Regions from separate parts of the Homo sapiens genome. Here regions 2 and 3 are each linked to region 1. A link is a contact called in ENCODE Hi-C data. All regions are on one chromosome and are shown on one strand. Each heading gives the region's core, a stretch centred on a gene start or an enhancer-like site at or near the end of the contact. The rest is flanking DNA. Distances are from core to core; before and after follow the strand shown. Region 1 overlaps ABLIM1 (actin binding LIM protein 1). Region 2 holds the start of PDCD4-AS1 (PDCD4 antisense RNA 1). Region 3 holds the start of ADD3 (adducin 3).

Evidence for each region. Hi-C counts contacts between places; a loop is a spot of excess contacts on that map. Pooled maps may share reads with other maps.
Region 2: a loop to region 1 is called in a pooled map, with 4 times the contacts of the local background. The contact joins the promoter of PDCD4-AS1 here to the enhancer-like site in region 1. A Hi-C loop is called at or near these places in 5 of 50 pooled maps.
Region 3: a pooled map shows a loop between it and region 1 (4-fold over the local background). The contact joins the promoter of ADD3 here to the enhancer-like site in region 1. A Hi-C loop is called at or near these places in 1 of 168 maps with a recorded cell type or tissue (CD4-positive, alpha-beta memory T cell) and 6 of 50 pooled maps.

What each region holds. Positions count from the first base shown.
Region 1 is chr10:114,518,375-114,521,401 of GRCh38, reverse strand. All of the region lies in intron 6 of ABLIM1 (actin binding LIM protein 1), which reads left to right. Among named protein-coding and RNA genes, the nearest start is that of AFAP1L2, 120 kb to the right of the region's middle. RefSeq lists an enhancer at 1,975-2,494. Within about 2 kb of position 1,526, at least 21 of the 41 ENCODE cell types and tissues checked have a DNase peak (open chromatin) inside an H3K27ac peak, as active enhancers do.
Region 2 is chr10:110,869,276-110,872,153 of GRCh38, reverse strand. PDCD4-AS1 (PDCD4 antisense RNA 1) reads left to right here and starts at 1,250. Exons shown (of 1, transcript NR_026932.1): 1 at 1,250-2,878. It overlaps PDCD4 (programmed cell death 4), which reads right to left and starts at 226. Exons shown (of 12, transcript NM_014456.5): 1 at 136-226. RefSeq lists silencers at 1-33, 64-113 and an enhancer at 1,118-1,728.
Region 3 is chr10:110,006,607-110,009,496 of GRCh38, reverse strand. It overlaps ADD3 (adducin 3), which reads right to left and starts at 1,513. Exons shown (of 15, transcript NM_016824.5): 1 at 1,198-1,513. ADD3-AS1 (ADD3 antisense RNA 1) reads left to right here and starts at 1,116. Exons shown (of 5, transcript NR_038943.1): 1 at 1,116-1,316. RefSeq lists silencers at 781-1,190, 1,501-1,930 and enhancers at 1,759-2,312, 2,313-2,868.

The DNA.
Region 1 (3,027 bases), core at 277-2,776:
CTTAGCACTTTATAAGCATACTTCATCAAAGTCCTTTCATCAACTCTATGGCTTGAGTATGACTCTCATCTTTGTTTTGCAAGTAAGTAAACTGAGGCCCAGAGCAGTTGCCGAAAGGCGTACAGATGATTACTGCAGGGCCAGGAATTGAATACAGATTTCTTCTTGGTAGCGCAGATTATACAGCCTTTCTTTCCTCCTCATCAGGTGTCCAGTGCCTGACCCACAGGTTCATCACAGGCTTTTGCCAAATGAATGAAACCTAAGACCTCACCTCCTCCCTTCTCATCCCTATTATTTGAGCTTATACATATTATTTATACTATTTATAAACATAAACATGAGCCTATCAGTTCATAATCCAGTGACATCTCTAAGGATAACTAGCTGCTGTATCTTAAGTCACTTATTTTTATTGTTTTTTTAGAAACAGGGTCTCACTCTGTTGTCCAGACTGGAGCACAGTGGCACAGTCATAACTTACTGCAGCCTCAAACTCCTGGGCTCCAGAGATTCCCTGCCTCAGTCTCCTGAGTCCCGGGACTACAGGTGCATGCCATCATGCCCAGCTAATTTTTTTTTATTATTATTTTTTAGAGACAGGGTCTCACTATGTTGCCCAGGCTGCTCTCTTAACTCCTGGCCTCAAGTGGTCCTCCTGCCTTGGCCTCCTGAAGTGCTGGGATTACAGGCATGAAGCACCACACCCAGCCTACGTCATTTTTCTTTCTTTCTTTTTTTTCTTTTTTTAACCGATAGGACGTCATTGATTGCTTAAACCCTCTCATTCTTCTTATGTAAACAAATCTATTAGTCAAAAGTTAAGCAGCTGCTGAGTCACATGGCACTTTAATCCAGGGTTACAATTGGCAGCCCTGGGAATGAGTTCTCCTTTTTTTAGCTCCCACGATGGCACTGATTTCCCCTAGAATATGAAACTTACACCAAGGAAACCACCATGACAACTGTAGGTAGCAATTTCAAGCAGAAAAGACTAGGAAAATGCCTAAGAATTTTAAACCTGACAGAGTTCTTCTACATTTTTAATATAACCAAGTGCTGTTCATCACCTGCCTTGACACCGGTGTTTGTGAGGTTGATTGGCCCCAGGATGTTCCACTGCAGAACAGAAGGCCAAGATCAGAAGCCCTTGTCGACATATAAATGTAATGCTGTAAGCTGGCTTGGAGCTGTGACTCCATGGAGCCAATTCTAAAATGATTAAGACTTCTGTCTATAGAGAGTTGAGGTGGAGACTGTTTACTATGGCCCTGCCCAGAGGCTTCAGCAGCTGAGGGTGTACCCTCTGCAGTGGGAGTCTTCAGGCATGAGCCTGAAGCCTGTGCTGGCCTCTAGGGATGGAGTCCCTTGTTGTCTTACAGCTTGAATTTTCCAGCACAGGACAACTCCAGATGACAGCTCCAACAGGGCAGAGGCTGCAGCCTTGCCAGACTGGTCCGTCAAAGCTTTCCTTGGCACATAATCCAGTTTCACCCAGGTTTGGGGGTAACCCAGCTGGTTCCTTTTTTCCTGGGTTGGTGGTGAGCTAAGCAGGGAGGTAGTACCCACAGGTTATTTATGGATGTCAAAAACTCAAAAGGCCCTCAGCACTGGGGGTAGGACCAGTGAGAAGTGCTCAACCATGGCATGTATGAGGGATCTGTGGGCGAACCCTGATGTGTCATTTGGCTCCTCTATCCATCACAAAGAGCAGGGACCCCTGAACCCTTTAACCATCCCTGAGCAAGATTGGAGGGATTTTTGCCCTTTTAATACAACTTCTTAAATGGCCTGATGGCCTTGGATGTACTCATTAATAAATATGTCTTGTGGTTTGCAATTTAACTGTCTGTGTGATGAGGATATTGGAAAGGAGTTTCTGACTGATTCATTGTTCACACTTGCCTCTCCCAGCCGAGGGATAATTGGGGCCTTGCCTAATCTGCACTCGCTCACACCCAACATGTGCTGGGCGGGGAAAAAAGGCTGCAACCTGGCCGGCTGGTTCCCGGACCTGGCCTTGCACCAACCAGGAAGATCTCTTCTCTACCTCCTTTTCTGTGTTCAAGGTGATACCTGCTTAGGACTCCCAGAAATATCATTAGCAGGAAAGTTCCACAGATTTAATCTAGTCTAAACCTCTGAGAGTTGAGGACACTGAGACCCAGAAAACCTGAGTGATTTTCCTAGGAACACACAGCCCATTGGTTAGTAAGGCAAAAGTAGACCTCAGAGCAGCTCAGTGCTTCTCTATCCCCTCTGCACCTCCCCCAGGCTGCCTCTTGAACTACTTCTCTGCTTGCTGTACAAACCAAAGCTATCTTTCAAAGTCTTTTGGAATATTAAAGCCATTACAGGGAGGCAGGGTGTGTGGGGATTGAGTAGATATTCAAAAGATTTTTGCTCAAACCTTTATTTCACTTTGTTTTTAAACAACTTCCCTTTCCCATGCCTATGGAGCTTTTCTTGTCTCATCCTAAAAACTCCCAAGTTCCCACCTGCTTCTAGGAAGATTGTTGATGATTGTCCAGGCATCCCCTGCCACTGTCTGAGCAGACAACTTCTAAAAGTTTTTTTTTTTAAGTAGTGTGAGCTCATCGTAAATAAATAAATGAATAACTGAGTAAGTACACTTGTTTGTACTTCTCTGAATCACATGTAATGGGCCAGATAGTACATATTTTCAGCCTTGTGGACTATGCTGTCTCTGTCTCAGCTACGTATGGGCTAAAGCAGACCTAGAGACTATGTAAATGAACAGACATGGTTCTGTTCCAATAAAGCTTTATTTACAAAAAACAGGTAGTGGGCCAGGTTTCACCTATGGGCTGCCAATCTTGGTATCAGGTAAAAAGTAAACATTCTCCACTTACTCCCTAAGCTTTATTGGCACAGGACCACGTCTGTTCATTTACATAGTCTCTAGGTCTGCTTTAGCCCATACCAGCCTTGAGTAGCTGAGACAGAGACAGCGTAGTCCACAAAGCTGAAAATATGTACTATCTGGCCCATTGCATGTGGTTCAGA
Region 2 (2,878 bases), core at 1-2,500, 3.6 Mb after region 1:
AGGCCCGGACCTGACAGGACCGCGACCCCCACGCCTCCGCCCCCGCCCCCTCCCATCTTGCGGCTGCCTCCGAGGAGGGATGGGGGAGAGGGCGCAGTCTTCCCGAGCGTGTGAGCCGCGCCTACTGGTACTGACCCCTCGGGCCCCCGCCGCTGCTCGCCCAGGTTCCTGGTCAGCCGGCCCCGACCCCGCTCTTCTGTCTCTGCCGCCGCCTCGGAGAGTCTCTGGCCCTTCTCGCTCTGTTTGTTTTTGTTTTCTTCTACCCAGTAACACGGGGGCGAGAGGGCGGCGCTTATTGGCCGAGGCCGGGTGGTCGGCTGGCCAATCGTGGCGGCGGAGCCGGAGCTGAGGAGGAAAAGGGAGAGGAGTGAAACGTGGAAAGTTGGGGAGGGGCGCGGGAGGGCGCATGCGCATGTGGCTCCTGGGACTGGCTGGAGCGGGAGTTGAGCGGGAAGTCGGGGTGGGGGTATGTTGGGAGGCGTGGCGGGATGGGAGCGTTGGGAAAAGGGCAGTGCTGGGGGATGGGGACGAGGATGAAGCTTCCTCGACCCAGCTCACCCATTCTCCTCACAGGGCGTTCTGCAAACTCGGCTGAAGCAAAGGTTTTGAGCTTCCTGATGGTCCCTGCCTCCATTTCTAGAAACTGCTTAGGCGAACACTCCAAGTGATCAGCCTGTCCGATTCCTCCTCCCTCTGGCCGCTGCTTTCTCTGTGGCTTCCAGTTTCTGGAGATCCCATGCTAAGAAGTTTCTCTCAGCGAATCCCCTCAAACCTTTGAGATGGAAATAATTCCCATTTCACAGATATAAAGCAGGCTCCAAAACTCTTTGAAGTTCCTTTGCTAATCATGACTAGCCAAGCCTCTGGCGTTCAAACGCACAAATTCCGGCCTCCAGTGCTGGGGTTCTCAGCCATGGCTACAATTTCTGTATTGAAACTTCCACCTCCCCTCGCTGTTCTCTGTGACTTTTCCTCTTGGCTGCATTGGTTTTGGCTGGTACTATCCTTACTCTTTCAAGGTCACGGTCCCCTGAGGGTGATAACCAGAACCTTAGGCTTCCTTTGTGTTCCCAGGCGGGGACTTAGCCACTGCCTCTGATCAGATTTTTCAGTTGTCTGATGGGCAGCACCGAATGATTGCTTGTGCTCTCCAGAACCCAACTGCCTCATCCCGCACAGGCCAGCGCTTTCCCTTGGCTGCCCAGTCACCCTGCCTGGGAATCATCTCTAATGCTACTATTTCTCTGCACACACACGCACACACACACACACAAACCTTCACTGGCTTCCCATTGCCTCTCTTGAGTGTCAGCGCCTCGGTCGGTCATTCAAGGCTCCGTGATGTGACTTCAAGACTTTCAGGCTGTGTCTCCACACATCTCCCCATATGCTTCCTCACCCCCTGGTAGTTCTTTATATATCACCTTGAAATGTCTCTCTTCTCATCTCCTATCTCCGCCTGATGCAATCCTTCTGTGCCTCATGGCCCTTCCTGGTAGTTTTTTATTTTGTTGTTGTTGTTGTTTTATTTAATTGAGGCAGGGGCTTGCCCTTTAGCCCAGGAGAATGCAGTGGCATGATCACAGCTCACTGCTGCCTCGACCTCCGTCAGCCTCCCTAGCTCAACGATCCTCTCACCTCAGCCTCCTGAGTAACTGGGACTACAGGCACAGCTCACTATGCCCAGCTAATTTTTGTATTTTCTGTACACACAGGGTTTCATCATGTTGTCCAGGCTGGTCTTGAACTCCTGGGCTCAAGCAATCAGCCCACCTCTGCCTCCCAAAGCGTTGAGATTACAAGCGTGAGCCACCATTCCTGGACCCTCGTAGTTTTTCTGGAGCCTCGTGATTTGATATGATCTTCCTGCCGCTGATTCCTCACAGTGTTGGCTTGCCACACCTCCAGGGGCACTGATCACATTCTACCTGGCATTATTTCATCTGAGTCCCTGTCCTAGCCCTTCTGCCCATTAGACTGTAACCTTGTTTAGGGAAAGACCTGTGTCTTACTCATCTGTGATTTTGTTGTTGTTGTTGTTTTGAGACAGGGTCTTGCCCTGTTGCCCAGGCTGGAGAGCAGTGGTGCAATCTTGGCTCACTGCAGCCTCAACCTGTTGGGGTCAAGCCATCCTCCCACCTCAGCTTTCCAAGTAGCTGAGACTACAGGCCTGTGCCACCACACCCAGCTAGTTTTTTGTATTTTTAGTAGAGATGGGGTTTTGCCATGTTGCCCAGGCTTCTCTTGAACTCCTGAGCTCAAGGGATCTGCCTGCCTCGGCCTCCCAAAGTGCTGGGATTACAGGCGTGAGCCACTGTGCCTGACCCACTCACCTGTCATTGTAGTACTTAAGATGCCTTGTTCATTTATTGTGCCTGTGCAATAAATACACCTTGATTTGAGTTTACAAAGATTCTCAGCAGTTGGTGGTCATCCTCATCTCCTGGGCGGGGGCCTCCTGGTGTGGCCAGTATCTGAATTAGTCTCATAACTCATGTTCACTTTTTAAAATCGGAGCTTCCCAGACCTCAGTTTTGTTTTGTTATTTTCCATTATCTGCAGCTGTCTCCTTTCCCCTCTCTCACCTATACTCTACTGATCAGTGACTGCTGGCTCCTTTGTTACCCATCCTTCTCTTTCTCCACATTTTTTCTCTTCTCATCCCTTTCAGTTCTGGACTGTTTCCTTCTTCCTCCCTGTCTTTCATTTAGTCATTCATTGAATGTACTTACTAAGCACATATAGCATAATCAGGCTGTGTTGGGTAGGCATCCCGAGTTCTATGAGATAAAGAAAGAATGGGATATGATTACCAATTTTAAGAAGCATCTAAAACAACCTGTTATGTTTTAGCAAATTGCCCCCAAAGGACCCATTA
Region 3 (2,890 bases), core at 264-2,763, 4.5 Mb after region 1:
AAATATTTTTAACAGTCAAGTATTTAACTTGAAAACGACAAATTGCACTGTACTCTTATTTTTTCAATCTTTAAAAACACTCTCACTAGGAGTCTTCTAAAGCCAAAATTAGGAACGTACCCTGCACTATGTAGTCAGAAGCCATTCCAAGAAAAGCAACCATTTAATACTGCTAAATCTAAAATGCTACATAATTTAACGTAAACTTGCACGCACGTGTATGTAGCTAGTCCCATACCCCAGAATCTTATCAATTCCTTCCCCAAACTTGCATATAATCCTCCCTCAAAGCCTCTTGGCTAAGTTAAATTCCTTAACACTCTACCAGGTTAATTGCAACAGCACATGTGCCAAGGAAATTAGTGGTTTTCCTTGCGCTCCCATTTTCAACCGGCACCTACTTGCAATTAAATCTCTGCAACAAAAAAGTTCACCTGAAGCCGTTCTTGCCATTTTAAAAGAGGCCCAGATTATGCTACCTGTCTGTGGTCTTGCCTAAGCTATAATAGCCTACCTCCAAAGAGGCTGGACGTGCCCCAAACACCAGCACACCAGACCTGCTGCCAACTTCGCTTGTCACCCCTAGCAGGAAGCTCAACCTAACATGTATACGTTTGTAGGGGCGGTGTGTTTGTGTGTGTCTGTGTTGGGGGGTGGGGAAGCGGATTATAGGAGAAAGGTGACTGAACACTTTCAACTTGTAACAAAAAAAATTTTTTTTAAATGAGGAGAAAAACAACTAAAACCAACATTCGCTCCCTTTCCTCCACCTTTTCTAAGCGCAGGAACCTCTCACTCCCCTGGAGCGCACCTTCAGGGCTTAAGGTCCCCGGGGTCACCTAAGCTTCAGCCAGTAACTGATTTTGGTACTCCCCGCCTTCCTAGGGAAAACCAGCAGACGCGCGAAGCGTCGGGCCCACCCGGCGGCGCCGCAGGCCGTGCACCGCCACCCCCGGACCCTCCCCCGCAGGTACGCTCCCCTCTGGCCTGGCCGTGGTCCCCACTCCCGCCCCGGAAAAGGGTTCACCTGAGGCCGCAGGGACAGCCAATGAGAAGTCCCCTTGGCCCCGCCAGCCGCCGCTCCCTACCCCCGCGCGACCCCCAGTAGCGTCCCCAGTGCTAGCCCCCGCGCGGGTGCCCGCGTCCCGGCCCGGAAGAGAGGCGGGACGACGGCGCGTCCTCTCCCCGCAAGATTACCTCGCAGCGCGTAGCCGGCTTTGTGTTTCCCCTCCCTCCTTCTCGGCAGCCGCCCGGGCTGCAGCAGCCGCCGGATCCGCCGCTGCGGCCGCCTCTTAAGCGCCGCAGAGCCCCAGAGGGTAGGGCGGGAGAAGGGGAGGGGGCTTGAGGAGGGAGGGACCTGTACGCCGAGCCCTGTGCAGCAGGAAGCGGCGACACCTGGGATGCCGACGCCTCTGGCGCTTGCTCTGTGTTTTAAAAAATCTAATTTAAACCCCTCTTCTTTCCCTCCCGCCCCTCACACTGGCGACCGTTACGGGCTGGCGGCTCGCGCTCTGGCGGGACTAGCCGAGCGCCCCTCGAGCGTCCCTTGGTCCCGCCCCCTAACGCCCCGCCCCTAGGTCCCCAAGCGCCCCCCCCGGTCACGCCCCCAAGGTCCGCCCCTCGCAGCCCCCTACGCCTCTGGCCCCGCCTCTTGGGCTCCGAAGCCTCCCGGCCCCGCCTCCTCAAGACCTCGCCTCTGGCAGCCCCGAGCTCTCTCTGGCCCCGCCCCGAGCGCCCCTCGGGAGTCCTGGTCCCGCCCCCGCAGCCCCCTCCGCGCCCTCAAGCTCTAAGTCCGTGAAGCCGCAGCGGTGGGGGCCTGCAGGCCCGGCAGCCGGGAGGGCCTGGTTCGGGGCGGCTGCCTGGCGCCTTTTCAACGTCCTCTTCTGACTGTGCAGCTCGAATCCGCGGCGTCCCCGGAGGGCCAGAGGGGGAAACGACCCCGATAGAAACCCGACCGCGAAGGGGAGGAGGGGCGCCTCGGAAATGTCTCCCGCCCTAAATGAGCGAGCCCCCTACTCCTACTCCCGAGGCTGAGCCGCCGCTTTGAGTCAGCCTCGGCCGCCCACGCTGGCTGCTGGGGCTGTAGGAGGCCACTGCAAAGGTTCAACCTCCGCACGCCCCCCGTGGGGCCTGGACTTTGCTCTCAGCACAGCTGCCTTCGCGGGCGCCTAGTCCCCACAACCCCTGCTTCACCTCCACATAGGGGGAGGACAGGGGCTCTCGCTTCTGCTTCATTTGGACCCCTCGAGAGTCTTCACTCCCGCTTTGGCTCCCGGCCTCTGAACCTTATGAGAGCTCACTTCTTTGAGGCGAAAAGTCGAGGCATCGCCAAGAACCTTCAAAATGAATGCGGGGCCGGGCAAACTTTGCAACACGCAATTGCAGGGCTGTGGATCCATCCACAGGTGACACCGGGCCTCCCACCCCCCTCGCCCAGACATGTTTCTCATCCCAACCTATTCTTGAAATAGACCTCCCAGCGGTGCACACTTTTCTCTGCCACCCACGACTTCCACGTCCCTCCTGCACCAGTACACTTGCAAGCACACCCCTCCGAGCGCCATTCTAATGATTCATGGTCCCTTGGGCCAACCCCACCCTAACACACACAACAAACTTCGTTCCCCACCCTTATCCCCCTTCGTTTCCAAGGCACTGGCGACAATCCACTTCATTTCCTTTCCTCATCTGCAGACTCGTCCCCCTCAAATACCTCACGCCATCCGCCTCATCTTCATCCCCCCCCTCCTCCCTAAAAATGTGCTAATTAAAATGTAGTTTCCTCTTCCCACATATGAAGTGTGGAAAATGAATCTTGTCTTGACACAAACTGTGATGCATTTATCGTTTTCTCTCTCCACTGGACTAAGGCTGTAGAAATTTTAGTCTA